2 separate regions of the Homo sapiens genome follow, and region 2 is linked to region 1. A link is a contact called in ENCODE Hi-C or POLR2A ChIA-PET data. All regions are on one chromosome and are shown on one strand. The core of a region is the stretch at or near the end of the contact, and the rest is flanking DNA. Distances in the headings are between cores, read along the strand shown.

Region 1 (3,504 bases), core at 899-3,398:
ATAAGGGTAATGATGGTACATATGTCTTACAACTGTCATGAGCTTTTTGTATTGTTTTCTTCTTTGAGATGGGTTCTTGCTATGTTGCCTAGGCTAGGCTCAAACTCTGGGGCTCAAGTGATCCTCCTGCCTCAGCCACCCAAGTAGCTGGGAGTACAGGTGCATGACACTGCACATGGCTTCCCATGAGCTTTTGATGAACTGCTGCATGTAAATATTTTAGCACAGTGCTTGGCACATAATACATGTTCAATAAATGTTATCTATTCCAATCATTATTATAATTAATAGCCAATCCTATTCTTATGATAGTTCTATCACTGTCTACTCATTTGCCTGGTAATCATATACTCTTTGTATTTTATAAATATATACATTAATATATTTTATAAATATTTTTATAATATTTTGAGTAATTTAAAATGCCCAAATGGCTGTTTTCTTGTGATACAACCATGGAGTACTTTCCAGGGTGGGTATGGCAGTGTGCAAAGGAAAAGGCCTGGCCCTGGGCAGTGCTATTTTCAGAGTGTGTGAGGGCCAGGCTGCACCACATCCCATATTTCCCTTTGAAGAAATCAGCCAACGTAACAAGCAAAGGTGCCAGGGAGGCCTTGAGGGTACCAGTGTACAGGGGACACTGCTACATGTGCATGCTGAGTGGCTGCCCGGGTCTGCCTTTGTGTACTAGGGGAATGTGTGGTGAGGCTGGAGGGGACAGAGCTGGCCACCTGTGAGAAGGACTCTCAGGGCTGCTGTCATCATTTGGCAGAGTCCATCCTTCTACTCCAACCCAACCTCACTCTCAGGGAGGGGACGGATGAGGACCGCTCATCCTATCATCTACAGGGTTTTTAAAGTGTGGGTCCTCATTCTCTGGCCTGGGTGGCCATGATCCGAGGGCATTTTGTTCTGGTGCACAGATACAAAGACTGGGGATGGGGAGGACAGTAATCTTTTATACAAGGACACATGAACCACCACACTGGTGCCTTAGAGAACATAGGCAACGAATACTCTGCTGCAGCATAAGTGATCGAAAGTCACACGTTAATGCAAATTATGTAAATCCTCACTAAATGATTTGAATAGAAAGGAAATCACCATAGCACCACTGTTCTCCATAACGTGAGCTGCAGTGTTCTATGCTGCATTTTACTTCCCCGGTATGAGGGCAGCTAGAGAGATGGTGGGATGACTTTCACTGTCTCTGGGGACCTTCAGACAAATTAGCTATCTTGTGAACAGTCCCAGGATGCCAACTTTCTAAATAAACATCAAAATGCATTTACTGTCTGTATCACTTAAGAGGTTGAGAATGGAGGGGGGAGCCTAACTGCAAACATTTGCGTGTTTTTATTTAACAATAGCTTAGCTATTAGACAATATAGAGTATTAGAAAGACTGTCTTAGAAGACTGAAGAGGTGAAGCTGGTGTTCTGAGTATGTCTACACAGCCTGCATAGAGGCAGATGTATATAAATGATCATGTTACTCTGCCTAAAATGGATAAAACTCGGAACAAAACAATCCACATTTAGTAATACCCTGAAGCTGACTCTAATTTGTATTCACTGTGACAACTCCTTACTTTCAAATCTGAAGTAATTATTAGAAAGTGAGAAAACAGACATTACTTTTGGGAAGCTGGGAGATGGCTTTATAGTCTAAGTTGCCACTAGATAGAATGACCCATAAAAATTACTTGGAAGGCTATTATCTCATAACCGGGGCCTATAAAATCTAACAGTTACAGATTCTCTCTCTCTCTCTCTGTCTCTCTCTCTCGTGTGTATTTTAATTAAAGACTTAAACTGCTAAGAGACAAAACTGAAAACATGTACGTAATCCAATTTTGCATAATGTCTCTGCGGTTTTGTAGTTGATTTTCCCCATCTGACCCTGACTTACATGTGATACACACACATTTACTGGTTTATGGTAGGAAAACTGCTCTGGCTGGGTACTGGCACTCGCCTTTGTGATTCAGGCATGAAACCATGAGGTGCCCAGCTGGAATTCAGAAGAAGTACATTAGGACAGAGGGGCAGCTTTGTATTTATTTATTAGGTTCTTCCAACTTAAGTTGCCAGGGTAGCATGAGCTTTTTAAAAACAGTTGTTTCTGGCCTTCCTGTTTTAGGCTTTTATCTAATAGAGTGTGAGAAGACATGAGTTCACATGCAGCTAAGGATGAGATTATTCAAACTGAAACCAACCCCACATATCAAACCGTGGTGTCATTTTCGTCACTTTAACAGTAGAAAGGACACAGGAAAAAAAAAAGAATGAAATCATTTACTGAACTAACAGTTACATTTGTCCCCTCCTGCCTTGGATAAATAATGACTAATTTTTAAATAACAGATTGGTACAGCTCTGAGATTAGGAGACAGAAAGCATGGAAAGGTCCTCAGACCTTTTAGGTTTGGTGCTTTCCTGTTCCTCTGAATGGGCATTTTTCAAAACCATTTTGAATGTAAAAGGCTGTAGAGTTCAACACTGGGCTTCTTCCTACTTTATGAGGTTATACACAGGTTCAAGGGTGAGGGTAAAGACAAGCAGGTGCAGAGTTTCACACGGGAGGGTGGGGGGGGCGTGAGTGTGCATGCATACATATTTGTGGGAGATGAGCGTGCATGCAAATAGGTGTGCAGAAGTGAGTGCACACAAATGCACATGTGTGGGTGAGTGTGCATACAAGTACATGTGCAGGCGTTGATATGCATACATGTGTGCAGGCGTGAGTGTGTACACAGTGTGCAGGGGCCATGACTGTGCATGTATATGTACACTGCAGGGGCAATATGGAAAAAAACATGGAATACAATGCAGTTTAGCCACGACTGGCAGCCAAGATTGACCTTTAAGCCCATTTCATGGCCACTGCATATGCATTTTTTATTATATGCCAATCCCAGGACCTGGTGCAAAGATAGCCAGTAAGAAGTAAGATCTTCATCTTTTGAAGTATATAAGGGTTTTTTTTTTTATTTGCCTCTGTGCTAAGAAGAATGGCCAAATCATATTCCTCTTCATTCCAAGTTGGAGCAGAACAGCCTTAGGTTGCTGCCAACTGTTATCCTTCGAGAGGGCCACATATTTTGAGGTTTCAGAGACAGTGAGGTAGATTCTGCCTTGAGAAATATCAGACACTCAAGTACTCCGGCGACACACTGAGCAAATGTTTTTGCCAGCAGAAAGATATAGGTGGGTTCACCGTGGCGCAGGTGAGGGAGAGGAAGCTGTGCACAGTAAGCGCACTTTCTCTTCTCCAGACATCCTGGTGCCACAGTAGTTCCCATTCTCTCTCCTCTTCTGTAACTTCTAAGACCTTTGCCTTAAGTGAATGGATCCTCCTAAGACAGCCATAACTGCATTTATTTACGTCCCTGCTCTTTGACTTGAAAAGTTCACCCTTTCTTGGAGAGAGAGACTTGGAAAAGAGAGGCATGAAGGGTCTCAAGCCCTGGCAATTCTGCCTCAGTGAATCCGACTTCTACCT
Region 2 (3,542 bases), core at 970-3,469, 120 kb after region 1:
AAAAAAGAAACCCAGCCAACTAGCTCAGAGGCCTATGTATTTTGCTCTGAACTTCACACTGACGATATTATACACAGTCATGGCAGTGACTGTATTATACACGGTCATGGAAGTTATGGAGAATTGGAATCTAATGAAAAGAGATAAGAGAGGAGCAGAGAGATAAAGGAACCCTTGAAAATCAGCCCCAATATCTCACCCAGATATGGGTGGCCTCAGAGCTTATTGATATAGACTGTGTCTCTCACCAAAGGGCATGCCATTTGCTTGCCATCATTTCTTTAAAACTATTAGTCACTCTCACACCGATTTACCTTTAAACAAGGACATTCTATAACCAGGGATCCACCTCTGTGGCTTAGTCATCGGATCAGCCTCAAGGTCACCGACTAGAGTAACCTGATGACAATTACCTCATTCACCCACTATAGAACAGTTCTATCACCGATCAATACAGGACACCTCTGCACAACATCAACAAAGCCTTCTCAAGGGGGCACCCTGCATGCATCAGAAACAAATTACACCCTTAGAGGCAGATGACACACCGAAGGCAGAAAGATCCTCTCTGCAAAGCAAAGCCTTTGTTTAAGTCTGAGAGGAGTGCCAATCCAACCTCAAAAAAAGGAGAAAAGGAGAGGAAAGAGGATCCATGCCACAGAAACAGAGTACTGTTCGGAACTCTTTTCTTGACATGATGTTTCCCTTGCCTTTCCGCTCGAACACGGGATGCATCTTCTGGGGAAGAGAAAACTGGAAGTGCAATGACAGGGGACTGCAATGCTGAGAATCAAGAAACAGAATTTCACAGTGCATTGGTGAAATCACCAATAATAAACATTATAGAGTGCTTACTCTGTGTCAGTCTCTTAATTATTATTATAATTATTTTTGGAGACGGAATCTTGTTCTGTCACCAGGCTGGAGTGCAGTAGCATGATCTCGGCTCAATGCAACCTCCGCCTCCTGGGTTCAAGTGATTCCCCTGCCTCAGCCTCCCAAGTAGCTGGGACTACAGGCGCGTGCCACCACGCCTGGCTAATTTTTTATATTTTTAGTAGAGACGGGTTTCACCATGTTGGCCAGGATGGTCTCGAACTCCTGACCTCAGGTGATCCACCCACCTCAGCCTCCCAGAGTGCTGGGATTACAGGCATGAGCCACTGCGCCCGGAACTGATTCAGCTCTCCCAACAGCCCAGTGAGATGAGTTCTATTATTATTCCCATTGTACAGATTGGAGTACTGAGGCACAAGAGGGTAGGTAAAGTGCCTGAAGTCACACTGATAAATGGCTGCAGTTGGGATTCAAAGCCAAGGAGTTAGGCTCTAGAGTCACTATATTAAACTGCCTGGTTAAGAACAGCAATATTACATAATGTTAGGTTTGTGTTGTGTTTTACAGTTTACAAAATATTTGCACATGCTTTTTCCCTCTGCTTGGAATGGCTGTCTCATGTATTTACTTATGAGTTCCTCTCCCAACAGAGCCTTCTACTGAAAGGTGTTCAATACCGTGTTCATAGAGTGAAGGTATGAATAACTGACTCTAATTAATCCTTAAATTGCTGTGGGAGACAGGCTGAGAATATATGACTAAACTTGTTTTGAAATAAGGAAAATGAGGTTTGGGAAAATCAAATGACTTGTCTAAGGTCATATTGCTTTGAATATGAGCTCATCGTAACTAAACCAGTGGTTTAAAAAAAATTTTTTTTAACCACAGGACCTTTCTAAGAAAACTATTTTACATAGCCTCAGAATATCACAGAGCTGAAGGAGAAGCTGCCCCGCTGCCCCGGTCAATAGAGGCTGAGGGCAGCCCACAGCCTCAAAGTTTATGGGGAGCCTCTGGGGCTTTGCAGAATGCAGGCTGGGGACTCACTACTGCACCACGCAACACTACTAGGACACCTGACCCAGCCCTGAAACTTTGAGAGAGGGTGACCAACCACACCTTCAAGTCTCACCCATTTACGACTCTGACCCATGGGGGAAGGCAGAGGATTAAGATTCTTTCTCCTTCCACCCCAGCAGAGGGACCTGTTCTTAGCTTCCCAGCTTGAGCGTCTCTTTCTGTTTCTTTCTTTGGAGCTCTTCTGTATTTGTTCCTTTTTCAGTCCCGAGGGCTGATCACTGGAAACAGGGCAACCTCTGGTGACCTGGTTTTTCATCACCAGCCAGGGCAGAAGAAGTCAAAGTGTGCTCAAGGGCTTTGCACGCTGCTCCCTAGAACTGGACGCCTTTGAGAAATCTGGGATTCTTCCAGGCGGCAGACTTCATTCCACAGTGGTGGAAAAGCTGGCCAGGGAGAGAGAGCAATTTTGCAAGGCACAGTGCCGCACTTGGACCTGTATCCTGACACCGCCAAATCAGAGGAGGCAGAAAGCCCTGAGTGTTACAGAACGTCTGAGCTAGAGGAGGCCTCTAAGAGCTTTCAGTCCAGTCTCCTCATTTAATGAACACGGAAATTGTATCCTGCTAACGTAAAGTGACTTGGTCAAAGCTACGCAGTGGCACAACTAAAACTCAGGATTTCTGACATCTTGCCCCTGAGCACCCAAAACTCAAAGGACAGAAAGTACAATGTGAACTACAGAAGTAACCAAAGGACTTTCTGGTGATGTCAAATGATGCAAGACAGCAAAATGCTCAAGTTGGGAATAAATTGATAGGTGTATCTATTAAAACCATCTCTTAAGGCCTTCTGGGGGAAAACGCCACCACCAAGAATTACTTGAAGGCTTGTCAAGTGCTTTAAGGCGCTATAAGGCAAGATGCAACACTGAGAGACATTAAAAAAAGATAACCTTTTCCCCACTGCCTGAGTTGCTCTTGAGTGCCTAGTGGGTGAACAGAGGAGGGAGAAGCGCCCAGGCTTCCAATGGGTTCTCTGCACAGCCACACGGTCATTAGCATCCACAATCTGCATTCACTCCAGATGAGATTTCATCACCGCATCCTATTTATTCATTCCTTAATATAAATCTAAATTGCGCTCTTCAAATAGCAGAGAGCACTATGCTTCAGTAAGGGGAAAGAGAAACGATCACATTAAGAGACGTGCTGCTGCATTTTCATCTTCTCCCTCCTATGTTACTTTGGTCTTGACAGCCTTAATTCACACAGTGCTCCCGGAGCCCTTCCCTGGCTCGTCCCAAGGATCAGCAAACACACGGCTATCTTAGTTTTTCACACTGGGGCTCTCTCTAGAGGGAAAGTATGTAGCTTTCCACATTCCCAACTACTTGGGAGCCCAAGGTGTTTGCAGCAGCCAAATACAACTAACGAGTAGGAAAAAGACACTAAGAAATGCCACAATTGTGTCTGACACATTCAAAAGACAGTTGTCCTCCCATCCATGGAGGATCTGTTCCAAGACCCCAGTGGACGCCTAAAACCATGAATAGTACCTTTATGTATATCTACTATGTTTTTTCCTATACATATACACCCATGATAGAGTTTAATTTATAAATAAGTCACAGTAAGAGATTAACAACAAAAACTAATAATAAAATAGAACAATCATAACATTATACT

Evidence for each region. Hi-C counts contacts between places; a loop is a spot of excess contacts on that map. ChIA-PET counts read pairs that join two places held with the same protein, here RNA polymerase II (POLR2A). Pooled maps may share reads with other maps.
Region 2: a map with no recorded cell type shows a loop between it and region 1 (5-fold over the local background). The contact joins two enhancer-like sites. A Hi-C loop is called at or near these places in 1 of 37 single-sample maps with no recorded cell type and 5 of 50 pooled maps. POLR2A ChIA-PET finds 5 or more read pairs at or near these places in 4 of 52 experiments (A673, BJ, GM12878 and 1 more).

Annotation. Positions count from the first base shown.
Region 1 is chr6:16,419,068-16,422,571 of GRCh38, forward strand. All of the region lies in intron 6 of ATXN1 (ataxin 1), which reads right to left. Among named protein-coding and RNA genes, the nearest start is that of GMPR, 180 kb to the left of the region's middle. RefSeq lists an enhancer at 2,137-2,186. Within about 2 kb of position 2,149, at least 9 of the 41 ENCODE cell types and tissues checked have a DNase peak (open chromatin) inside an H3K27ac peak, as active enhancers do.
Region 2 is chr6:16,539,337-16,542,878 of GRCh38, forward strand. All of the region lies in intron 4 of ATXN1 (ataxin 1), which reads right to left. Among named protein-coding and RNA genes, the nearest start is that of ATXN1-AS1, 220 kb to the right of the region's middle. Within about 2 kb of position 2,220, at least 8 of the 41 ENCODE cell types and tissues checked have a DNase peak (open chromatin) inside an H3K27ac peak, as active enhancers do.